2 separate regions of the Homo sapiens genome follow, and region 2 is linked to region 1. Evidence: chromatin contacts called from ENCODE Hi-C or POLR2A ChIA-PET data. All regions are on one chromosome and are shown on one strand. The core of a region is the stretch at or near the end of the contact, and the rest is flanking DNA. Distances in the headings are between cores, read along the strand shown. Region 1 overlaps ATP2C2 (ATPase secretory pathway Ca2+ transporting 2). Region 2 overlaps USP10 (ubiquitin specific peptidase 10).

Region 1 (5,145 bases), core at 2,593-5,092:
GAACCTGGAAGGCGGAGGTTGCAATGAGCCAAGATCATGCCACTGCACTCCAGCCTGGGCAACAGAGTGAGACTCTGTCTCAAAAAAAAAAAAAAGATCAAAGGCACCAATTCCCCTGCCTTTGAGGGCAGGACTAGCATGTGCCCCCAACCTTTGTCACGTGCTCTGGACATCTGAAGGCCCAGGGCTGTCCACCCACATGTCCCTGGGGAATGAGCTAGGTGGATTGAGGAAGTCATGGGGTGACAGGGTGCCATGCTGCAGTGACACTGGAGGGGAGAGGGGGTTGGATGCAGAGACCTCCCTCACTCCCCTGTGTTTTGTGACTGCAGGGGCAGAGTCCAGAGCCCAAAGGAGAGAGGACCCAGCCTCCGACTTCCCTCTGTGAGTAAAAGCCACCTACACACTCCCAGCTCTGTAACCAAGGGTACTGGAAACAGGGACTCTGCTCACAGCAGCACAGTTCACGAGACCCAAAAGTCAGACACTGCCCGATGCCCATCCACGGATTATGGAGAAGCAAAATGTGGTCCATCCAGACAGTGGAGCATCAACTCAGCCTCAAACAGGAATGCAATACTGACGCACGTGAATGTTGTTAAACTGTGGCCTCTGCAAAACCATTCTTTGAAAGCCTAACACCTGGTACACCAGAATGTGACTTTATCTGGAGGGCATCTTTACAGAAATGATCAAGGTCAGATGAGGTCAAATATGAGCGATGTTCTTGCAAAAAGGAGAATTTTGCAGAGATAAACATGCACACAGGGAAGTCCATGTGGAGACACAGGAGAAAACCCTGTGATGATGGAGGCAGAGGCTGGAGTGACGTGTCCATCGGTCAATGAATGCTGGGGATTGCTGGCCATGATGGAAGCTTGAAGAGAAGCGTGGAACAGATCCTCCCCTGGAGCCTCCAGAGAGAGCACAGCCCTCCTGACTCCTTGAGTTTTGACTTCTGGCTTCTAGAACTGTGAGACAATACATTTAAATTTAAGCCACCACATTTTTGGTACTCGGTGACCATAGCCCTGGGAAACACACTTGCTACAACACAGATGAACCTGGAAGACATCACACTAAGCGGAAGAAGCCAGACACAAAAGGCCACACGGTATGTGAGTCCACTCATAGGAAAGGCCCGGGACAGGCAAATTCGTAGGAGCAGAAAGCAGACTGGGACTGGGGAAGGGGGAATGGGGAGAAACTGCTAATGGGTACAGGGTTTCTTTCAAATGTTTCAGAACTGAATAGAAGTGGTGGTCACACGACATTGTGAGTGTACTAGATCCCATTACAATGTTTACTGTGAGATGGTTGATTTTGTTATGTGAATTTCACCTCAATAAAATAAGAATTTTGTTTTTCGTTTTTGAGGCAGAGTCTTGCTCTGTTGCTCAGGCTGGAGTGCAGTGGTGTGATCTTGGTGCACTGCAACCTCCGCCTCCCAGGCTCAAGCAATTTGATTCTCCCACCTCAGCCTCCTGAGAAGCTAGGACTACAGGTGTGTGTCATCACACCAGGCCTTTTTATTTTTTATTTTTTTATTTTTTTTGGTATTTTTAATTGAGACAAGGTTTTGCCATGTTGCCCAGGCTGGTCTTGAACCCCTGGACTCAAGTGATCCACCTGCCTCGGCCCCCTACAGTGCTAAGATTACAGGTGTGAGCCACCATGCCTAGCCTTTTTGTTTTTTTAAAGCCATTTACAAGCTACAGGCAGGAACTCCGTCCACCACTTAGAAACCGTCCTCCTGACTCTCTCCTGGGTCCCACCTGTGTCGGTCACAGCCCCCTCCACCCCCACTCCCCCCACACCCATAGCCTCCCATCCACTGGCCTCCCATCCTCTATCCTCCTCCCCTCTTTGCTGGCTCCTCCCATAAACATCTCAGCATGGGTTTCCACTTTAAACATAACCTCTTTTCTGGGCCTTGCATTGGAAATACACCTGCTCCTTCCTCATTTGCCAACATCGAGCTTTTAGAAGGAGTGTCTATACTTGCTGTCTCTATCTTTTCATTTCCTATCCACTTCTCAACCGACTTCAGCCAGATCTCCAGGTCATTTCGGTGTTTCAAGGCCACCGGGACATAGCCCTGGACCCAATACATTGTAAGTGAGGGCTTGCTCTGCCTCAGTCCAGTCTCGTGACAGTCAGGAAACAGAGTCCCTGGGTTGGTGACTGAGCTCGTGGACGCTGCCACTCCTCGCCCTGCATTTGGGAGACTCCTACCTGGGATGCTTACCTGGGCACCCCCCTCATCTCCTTAAGAATGCATAGGGGCCCGGGGGCCTAATCTGCCCCGGGTTGATTCCAATCACACAGCTCCATAATCTAAATGGCACTTAATGTATCCTTTGTTGAAAACAGGATTGTCCACTCTGTTTCCAGAAACTACAGACTCTGGTACGGCCCCCATCCCTCTACCCAACCCCAAACACACACTCACTTCTTCTCTCCAAGTGGGCCCGTGCCCGCTGCTGATCAGGACATTGCCATGACCCAGAATGGCCCACCTTGAAGCTGAGGCACTCAAAAACTGGAAACAAACTCAGGGTAAATCGTGAGGAAGGTTGATCAGCCATGATGCACCTACGCTGTCAGGCAGCCAAACACATCTCCTGAGTTGCACCAAGCCTCCATTCTAGGCCCACCCACCAGTTGACAGGAAATACTGGAGATAATAGACACGTTGAATGACACCATGGGGACATGATCACTAGACTGTGGGAACTGTAGGACACACAGCCCGGCCTCCCCAGCATGTAAACTACAACAAAAACACAAGAATGGGCCGGGCGCAGTGGCTCACGCCCGTAATCCCAGCACTTTGAGAGGCCAAGGCAGGCAGATCACCTGAAGTCAGCAGTTCGAGACCAGCCTTGTCAACATGGTGAAAGCCCATCTCTACTAAAAATATAAGAATTAGCCGGGCGTGGTGGCGGGCACCTGTAATCCCAGCTACTCAGGAGGCTAAGGTAGGAGAATCACTTGAACTCAGGAGGCAGAGGTTGCAGTGAGCTGAGATCACGCCACTGCACTCCAGCCTGGGCAACAAGAGCAGAATTCCATCTCAAAACGAAAAACACAAGGATGAAACGTGCAGACGCAGAGAACCATCAGAGACCCCAGCCAAGTGCAGGCTGGGACCTCACTTGAGTCCTGATTTGAATAAACCAGCGTGAAGCAGTGTTTAGGAGCCCAAGGGAACCTCAATATTGGCCAATATTTGATTTTCTCTAATTGTTAATATTTTATGATATGATAATGGTAATTGTGATATTTTAAAGAGTTCTTCTCTTTAGCCATAGATATGCAGAAATATTTATAGATGAAATGCTAGGAAGCCTGAGATTTGTGTCAAAACAATCTGGGGTAGACAGGAGTCAAGATTGGCTCCCCTCATTGGCACTGGGTAACAGAGTCATGTGGGCTCATTCCATTATTCTGTCTATTTCTGCATATGATTGGAATTCTCCAATACAAAATACAAAATTAAATAGTATAAAATTAAAGAGAAAAGAGGTGTTATATGATTTGACCTAAGGAGACGTCACTGATATGTCATCAAATTAAAAAAAAAACCTTTTGCAGAACAATCGTCGTAATATAATCCTAGTTTTGTTTTAAAAAAAAAAAGAGGAAGGAAGGAAAGATGAAGGGAGGGGAGGGAACGGGAGTCACATAAAAGAACTTGGAAACAGTTTCAATTCAACTTTGTGTGTGAGTTTCCCATGGCTGCTTGGTCTCCACGGCTGTAACAAACAACCAACACAAACTCGGTGGCTTAAAACAACCGAAATTTGTTCTCTCAGTTCTGGAAGCTAAAACTCTGAAACCAAGATGCTGGCAGGGCCACGTTCCCATTGAACCCTGCAGGCAAGATCTTTTCTTCCTCTCCCAGTTTCTGGCGGTGGCTGACAATCTTCCGCGTTCTTGGCATGTGTACGTATCACAGCAGTCTCTGCCTCTGCCAGCACATGGCTATATTCCCAAGCGTCTCTGTCTGCTTTTCTTATAAAGACCCCAGTCATTGGGTTAGGGCCCACACAACTCCAGTGTGACCTCATTTTAATTTGACTGCATGGATAAAGACCCTATTTGCAAATAAGGTTGCATTCACAGGTACCAGGGGTTAGGGCTTCAACATGTTTTTGGGAGGACACGCCTTGACCATAACAGCATGTATGTGCGTCCACAGAAGATGCGAGAGATGGCAGTAGCTGCCCCGGGGCTGTGGGGCTGAAGGGTCCGAGGCTGTAGCTTCTTGTTACTTTGTAGACATCAGTCCACTGTGAATCGCAAGTGTTCCTTTTGTAATGAGAGTGGCGCATCCTGGTAAAGGTCAGAGAGTGTCCCTAATTCTCCCTCTCCATCACAGGTGATTTAGGCAGAACCAAACCTTCCCTTCTTCTTCTTCTTTTTTTTTTTTTTTTTTTTTGAGTCTGAGTCTCACTCTGTCACCCAGGCTGGAGTGCAGCAGTGTGATCTCGGCTCACTGCAACCTCTGCCCCCAGGGCTCAAGCCATTCTCCTGCCTCACCCACTCGAGTAGCTGGGATTACAGGTGCCCACCACCACGCCGGGCTAATTTTTGTATTTTTAGTAGAGACGGGGTTTGAACATGTTGGCCGGGCTGGTCTCAAACTCCTGACCTCAGGTGATCCGCCCACCTCGGCCTCCCAAAGTACTGGGATTACAGGCGTGAGCCACCGCGCCCGGCCCCCTTTTCTTTTGTGTTTCCCTTTTTAAAGCTTTTTATAAGATGAAATCCACATAACAAAAAATTAACTGTTTTAGAGCATGCAGTTCAGTGCATCTAGTACCTTTGCAATGTTGTGCAGGCACCACGTGGAGCTCATCCCCAAACACTTTCACCGCCCGCCAGAGGAAAATCCTGTGCCCAGGAAGCAGGCACTCCCCACGCCCTTTCCAGCCTCCGGAACGACTCATCTGCTTCCTGTCTCTATGGACGTCACGGTCCCGCCTACTTCACATCCATCTTCTGTGTCTGTGCCTCCTTTGGAACCCCCAAGATGTTATTTGCCTGCTGCAGATAGACCCACGCGGGCGACGGTGAGCGCAGCCTCCCTAGCCCCAAGGAAACGGCCTAGAAGAGAAAGGTTTCCAAGAGAAGCTGCAC
Region 2 (5,057 bases), core at 641-3,140, 330 kb before region 1:
TCAAGAGGATGTGGAAAAAAATATACAAGAAACACTTCGAGAAAAGGGGGGCAAGCCCACACCACAGCAGGGATGGGAACAAAAGACACCTTCCTCCCTGAAGCATAGCCTGTTGGCTAAGCTGGCTCAGTTTACCTTCTGGAGGTGTGTGGAGGCCACTACGGCCCTCAGGGGGCCTGAGTTGAGAAACCCTGGGCAAAGGTTTAGACGAAGTGGGAAAACCAGTGTTCCTGCTAAAGGAAAAACAAAGACCTTGCCCTCAGCAATAAAGACACATTCCTCCATCTCAGCCCAAGGAAGGCGAGAAGGAGAAAAGATGTCTAATGTTCACTTGCACAACCTGCTGGCTACAGCTCTCCCGCCGGAACTGCGGGAAACGCCACTTTCGGCTTCAGGAGACGCTGGGGACTATCAGTACAGCACGGCACTAGGGGGCGCTGCAGCACAGCATTCTGAAAGTTTCATCTCTCTGGAAATTTGAATAAATATGCAGGTTGTTCCAAATTAACATTCTCTGCCTTCAAAAGGACTGATAGAAATAGGAGATCAGCCCTGAAGTAAGAATGTAAATACTTTGCTGCTGCATTTGTACCTGCAGTTTCCGAGGCAGGTGGACAACTATGACCAATCTCTAAGAACAATCTCCCATTCACAGATGCACAGCTAAGCCTCACAGTGGCAAATGGTATAACCAGGTCACAGTCAAATACACAAGAAGCTGAGAAGTATAAAGTATTCTCCCTCTTCTCCTGATCCAAATAAGCTCAATTTGGGGAAACATGAAAAGAGCAATAGACTGTTTGGCATGATTAAAGCCTTAATCTCATCTACAAAATGAAGGTATGTTGGACCAGACAACTTCTAAAATTCTTCCCATCTCCAAAAGGATCTCTTGGATCTAAAAAGGATTAAGAAACACGGGTTTGAAAATGTCGTCAGACAGGCCGGGCACGGTGGCTCACACCTGTAATCCCAGCACTCTGGGGGGCCGAGGCGGGTGGATCACCTGAGGTCAGGAGTCAGAGAACAGACTGCCAACATGGTGAAACCCTGTCTCTACTAAAAACACAAAAAAAAATTAGCCGGGCATGGTGGCAGGCGCCTCTAATCTCAGCTACTCAGGAGGCTGAGGCAGGAGAATTGCTTGAACCCAGCAGGCAGAGGTTGCAGTGAGCGGAAATCGTGCCATTTGCACTCCAGCCCGGGTAACAAGAGCAAAACTCCGTCTCAAAAAAGAAAAAAGAAAAGAAAGAGAAAAAGAAAAAGAAAATGTCATCAGACTAATGCATGCTACAACAGGATGACTTTGAAAACATTATACTAAGTTAAAGCCACACACAAAGAGCCATAAATTGTTTCTTCCATTCATATGAAATGCCAAGAATAGGCAAATTACCAGACACAGAAAGATCATGGTTGCCAAGGGCTGGGAGGAGAGGAGAATGGGGGAGCGGGAGGCGGTGACTGCTAATGAACATGAGCTTTCTTTTGGGGATGATGAAATGTTCTAAAATGGACTACGGTGTTAGCTGCAAAACTTTGTGAATACACTAAAAACCACTGAAATGCATATTTATTCAAATACACAAACTCCACAGCATGTGAATTATATCTCAATAAAGTTTTAAAAAAGGTCAGTACTTATATCAAAATAAAAATTTTAATTTCTTTACTAGGCTTTATGAATCAAAGCCCAGTAAGTTATGGGTGCTAGCTGATATCTACTGAACAATCATTGTGTGCTTTCAACTTCAGAAGGTGGTGTGGGTGGTTCTGAGGACATCTGGAGATGACACTATCATCAACTAGTGAATGCACACCAGGAAGTTCGCCAATTTAACAATATGCACTGAGCATCAACAATCCACACTCAACTATGCGAGACTACGAGAGTAAAACTTTGAACACAACACACACAGGGGTCAGGGCATGGTGACATTTACAGTTTTATTACAGTGCAAGCCAACTGCAAGCTGAACTAAGTGTTACAAATGGCAGAAGCAGACAAAGGAAGAAGGAGGAAGAGAAGTTTTGTTCCCTCACTAATAGGGCTATAGCAAAATTTTGCTTTACTTTCTTGGGGCAAAGAGGTCCTGAGAAGCGAACAAAGTAGACAAACTATCACAAAGTCACTCTCACAGGCAGCCTCTCTCCTTGAAACTCAAATGTCAAAGTACTGCAATTGAGTGTCTACTTCCCTGTTTGTATATTCTATTTCTACTATTAAAGTGCTATCAAAAAGTAATCATTTTACCTCTCAAAGTATGGTTTTTAACAGGTTGGCTGTATATTAAGTGCTTTCATGGAGATTCCGAGCTAAAATTTCCTTCAGAAATTTTAGATTGAATTCAGATTGAATCTCCAAATTAGAAAACATGATTCACTTAACAGAAACCCACTTTTACCAACTTTCCAGTCCTGTGTCTATATTAGAACTGTATTACAAAATGGCCATTAAATTTTAACTCGCTTTGCTCTTAACTAGTACTAAATAGCAAGGTAATATAGATAGCCCTCATTATTGAATAACTTCCTGTGTAAAATTGCTATTGTATGAAACACAGCAGATAAATTAGGGAGTAAATTCAGTCAACTTTATCTGGGATAGCCCTAGTAGAAGTTCAAGATTCCACCAACTTTCATATTCATTACAATCACCTTGGTGCTGACCTTAAGAAAAAAAGAAATGGAAGATGAAACCAATAAAAAAGAAACTGTAACAGAAGCAGTTCTATCTTTGCTGGGGCCAAGGACGAACAAAAGAAGAGGCTGCAAGGGGGCTCAATGTCATTCTGGGGAATGACAGAACTGGTGTCTTGATTGTGGAGGTGATTACACAAATGAATACATCTGTTAAAATTCATGGAAATATACACTTTAAATGGGTGAAATTCACCGCACATACGTTATACCTCCATAAAGCTGATTTCTTTAAAGTACAAGAATCGAGTTAGATCCATCTTTGTTTAGCCAGAAGTTAATGCAGTAGACTTGGCATAGAGTAGGTGCTCAAAATAGCTTTGTTGAACAAATGAATTCAGGAAGAGGAAGATGAAAAAACCCACACAAATAAAAAGCTTATCTAAGGATAAGGAATAATTTCTCCAAACTACATAGCAATCATTGTGACTTCCCAGGCGTCAGTGGGCTGACAGTCTTAACTTGATCACTCTGAATGGTTTTTATTCTCATGTTTTTATTATCACCAGAGATGTTCCAGCTAGGAGTACATCTTTCATTCTCAAATATAATCTTCAAATAAATACAATCAAGAAATAACACTTATTTTTAAAGTATAACACTTAAACTTATATTTTAAAATATAAGACTTATTCAACGTAAGTGAATTAAGCTTCACAGAACACTTTAAAGGAACACCTATTTTGACCTAAAGAAAAATCATTAACAATTACCATGTGATCCATTTCCCAAGCTAAAGAGAAACCACTTTTCAAAATCTTAAGTGTATAAGGGGGAAAAAAGGCCAAAAAAAAAAAAACCCTGGATGTGATCAGAAGGTATCGGAGCCGGTCAATCCTTTTAAAATCGACTTTATTCCCCACCCCCCATCTTTGACCCTCAAATAAGACCACCGGTTTCCAGTGTGAAGCAGGCATGCATCCTGTATTTCTTGGTCCCTCCTTTCTGCTCAAACTGTCTTTCTGGGCACATTTCACTAAGAACCACCTATTTGTACTCAGTTTCACTTTGCTGTCAATGACAGGAACTCATGTTCCTAGGGACAAAAAATTATCATTTAAATTGATGTACTATAAAATTAAGACGACTGAGCCGGACGCAGTGGCTCACACCTGTAATCCCAGCACTTTGGGAGGCCGAGGCGGACAAATCACTTGAGGTTAGGGAGTTCGAGACTGGCCAACATGGTGAAACTCCATCTCTACTAAAAATACAAAAATTAGCTGGGCGTGGGGGAGTCTGCCTGTAATCCCAGCTACTCGGGAGGCTAGCAGGAGAACTGCTTAAACCTGGGAGGTGAAGGTTTCAGTGAGCCAAGATCACACCACTGCACTCCAGCCTGGGAGACAGAGTGAGACTCTGTCTCAAAAAAAGAAGACTGACAATATCAAATGTTGGTGAGGACAGAGAAGAAGCATTCTCATACACTGCTGGTGCAGATAGAAAACGGCATGGCCGCTTTGAAAAAGCCTTGCAGTTTCTTACAGAATAGAATATACGCTTACCACATTTTACCCACAAGAAATGAAAACCTATGTCCACACAGACACTTGTACATGAATGTGAACAGCAGATTCAAACAGTGGGAACAACAAAAATGTCTATCAAGAGGAAAGAGACAAGCAAACTGTGGGACATCCACAAAGGAATACTACCCAGTACTGAAAAGGCTGGAACTCAACACTCAACATGGCTAAATCTAAATAGTTGGGTCAGGTGAAGGTAACCAAACAAAAGAGTACAGTTTGTGTAATTCTGGGCCAATGTAATTCTAGAAAAGGCAAACTTTCTTAGCCTATAGTGACAGAAGCAGACCACTAGCTGCCTGGACAAGGTGGGGATTCATGGCAAAGGGGCATGAAGAAACTCTCTGAGCAATGGAAATGTTCTATATATGGAGTGTGGTAGTAGTTACTACTTTGGTGTATACATCTGTCAAAACTCAAACTGGGCTGGGCGTGATGGCTCCCAGCCTGTAATTCCAGCACTTTGGGAGGCCAAGGTGAGAGGATCACTTGAGAGGAGTTCAAGATCAGCCTAGGCAACACGGTGAAACCCTGTCTCTATGAAAACACAAAAAATTAGCCAGGTGTGGCGGCGTGTGCCTGTAGTCCCAGCTACTCGAGAGGCTGAGGCAGGAGAATTGCTTGAACCCGGGAGGCGGAGGTTGCAGTGAGCTGTGATCGCGCCACTGCACTCCAGCCTGGCAACAGAGCAAGACTCAATCTCTAAAACAAAACAAAACAAAACAAAGCCAGACTTGGTGGCACATGCCTGTAGTCCCAGTTACTTGGGAGGGCTGAGGCAGGAGGATGGCTTGAACCCAGGAGGTCAAGGCTGCAGTGAGCTATGATCAC

Evidence for each region. Hi-C counts contacts between places; a loop is a spot of excess contacts on that map. ChIA-PET counts read pairs that join two places held with the same protein, here RNA polymerase II (POLR2A). Pooled maps may share reads with other maps.
Region 2: a pooled map of psoas muscle shows a loop between it and region 1 (7-fold over the local background). The contact joins two enhancer-like sites. A Hi-C loop is called at or near these places in 2 of 50 pooled maps. POLR2A ChIA-PET finds 5 or more read pairs at or near these places in 2 of 52 experiments (MCF 10A and SK-N-SH).

What each region holds. Positions count from the first base shown.
Region 1 is chr16:84,390,413-84,395,557 of GRCh38, reverse strand. All of the region lies in intron 1 of ATP2C2 (ATPase secretory pathway Ca2+ transporting 2), which reads right to left. Among named protein-coding and RNA genes, the nearest start is that of ATP2C2, 24 kb to the right of the region's middle. Within about 2 kb of position 3,842, at least 3 of the 41 ENCODE cell types and tissues checked have a DNase peak (open chromatin) inside an H3K27ac peak, as active enhancers do.
Region 2 is chr16:84,721,589-84,726,645 of GRCh38, reverse strand. All of the region lies in intron 1 of USP10 (ubiquitin specific peptidase 10), which reads right to left. Among named protein-coding and RNA genes, the nearest start is that of USP10, 24 kb to the right of the region's middle. RefSeq lists enhancers at 115-164, 289-583. Within about 2 kb of position 1,890, at least 5 of the 41 ENCODE cell types and tissues checked have a DNase peak (open chromatin) inside an H3K27ac peak, as active enhancers do.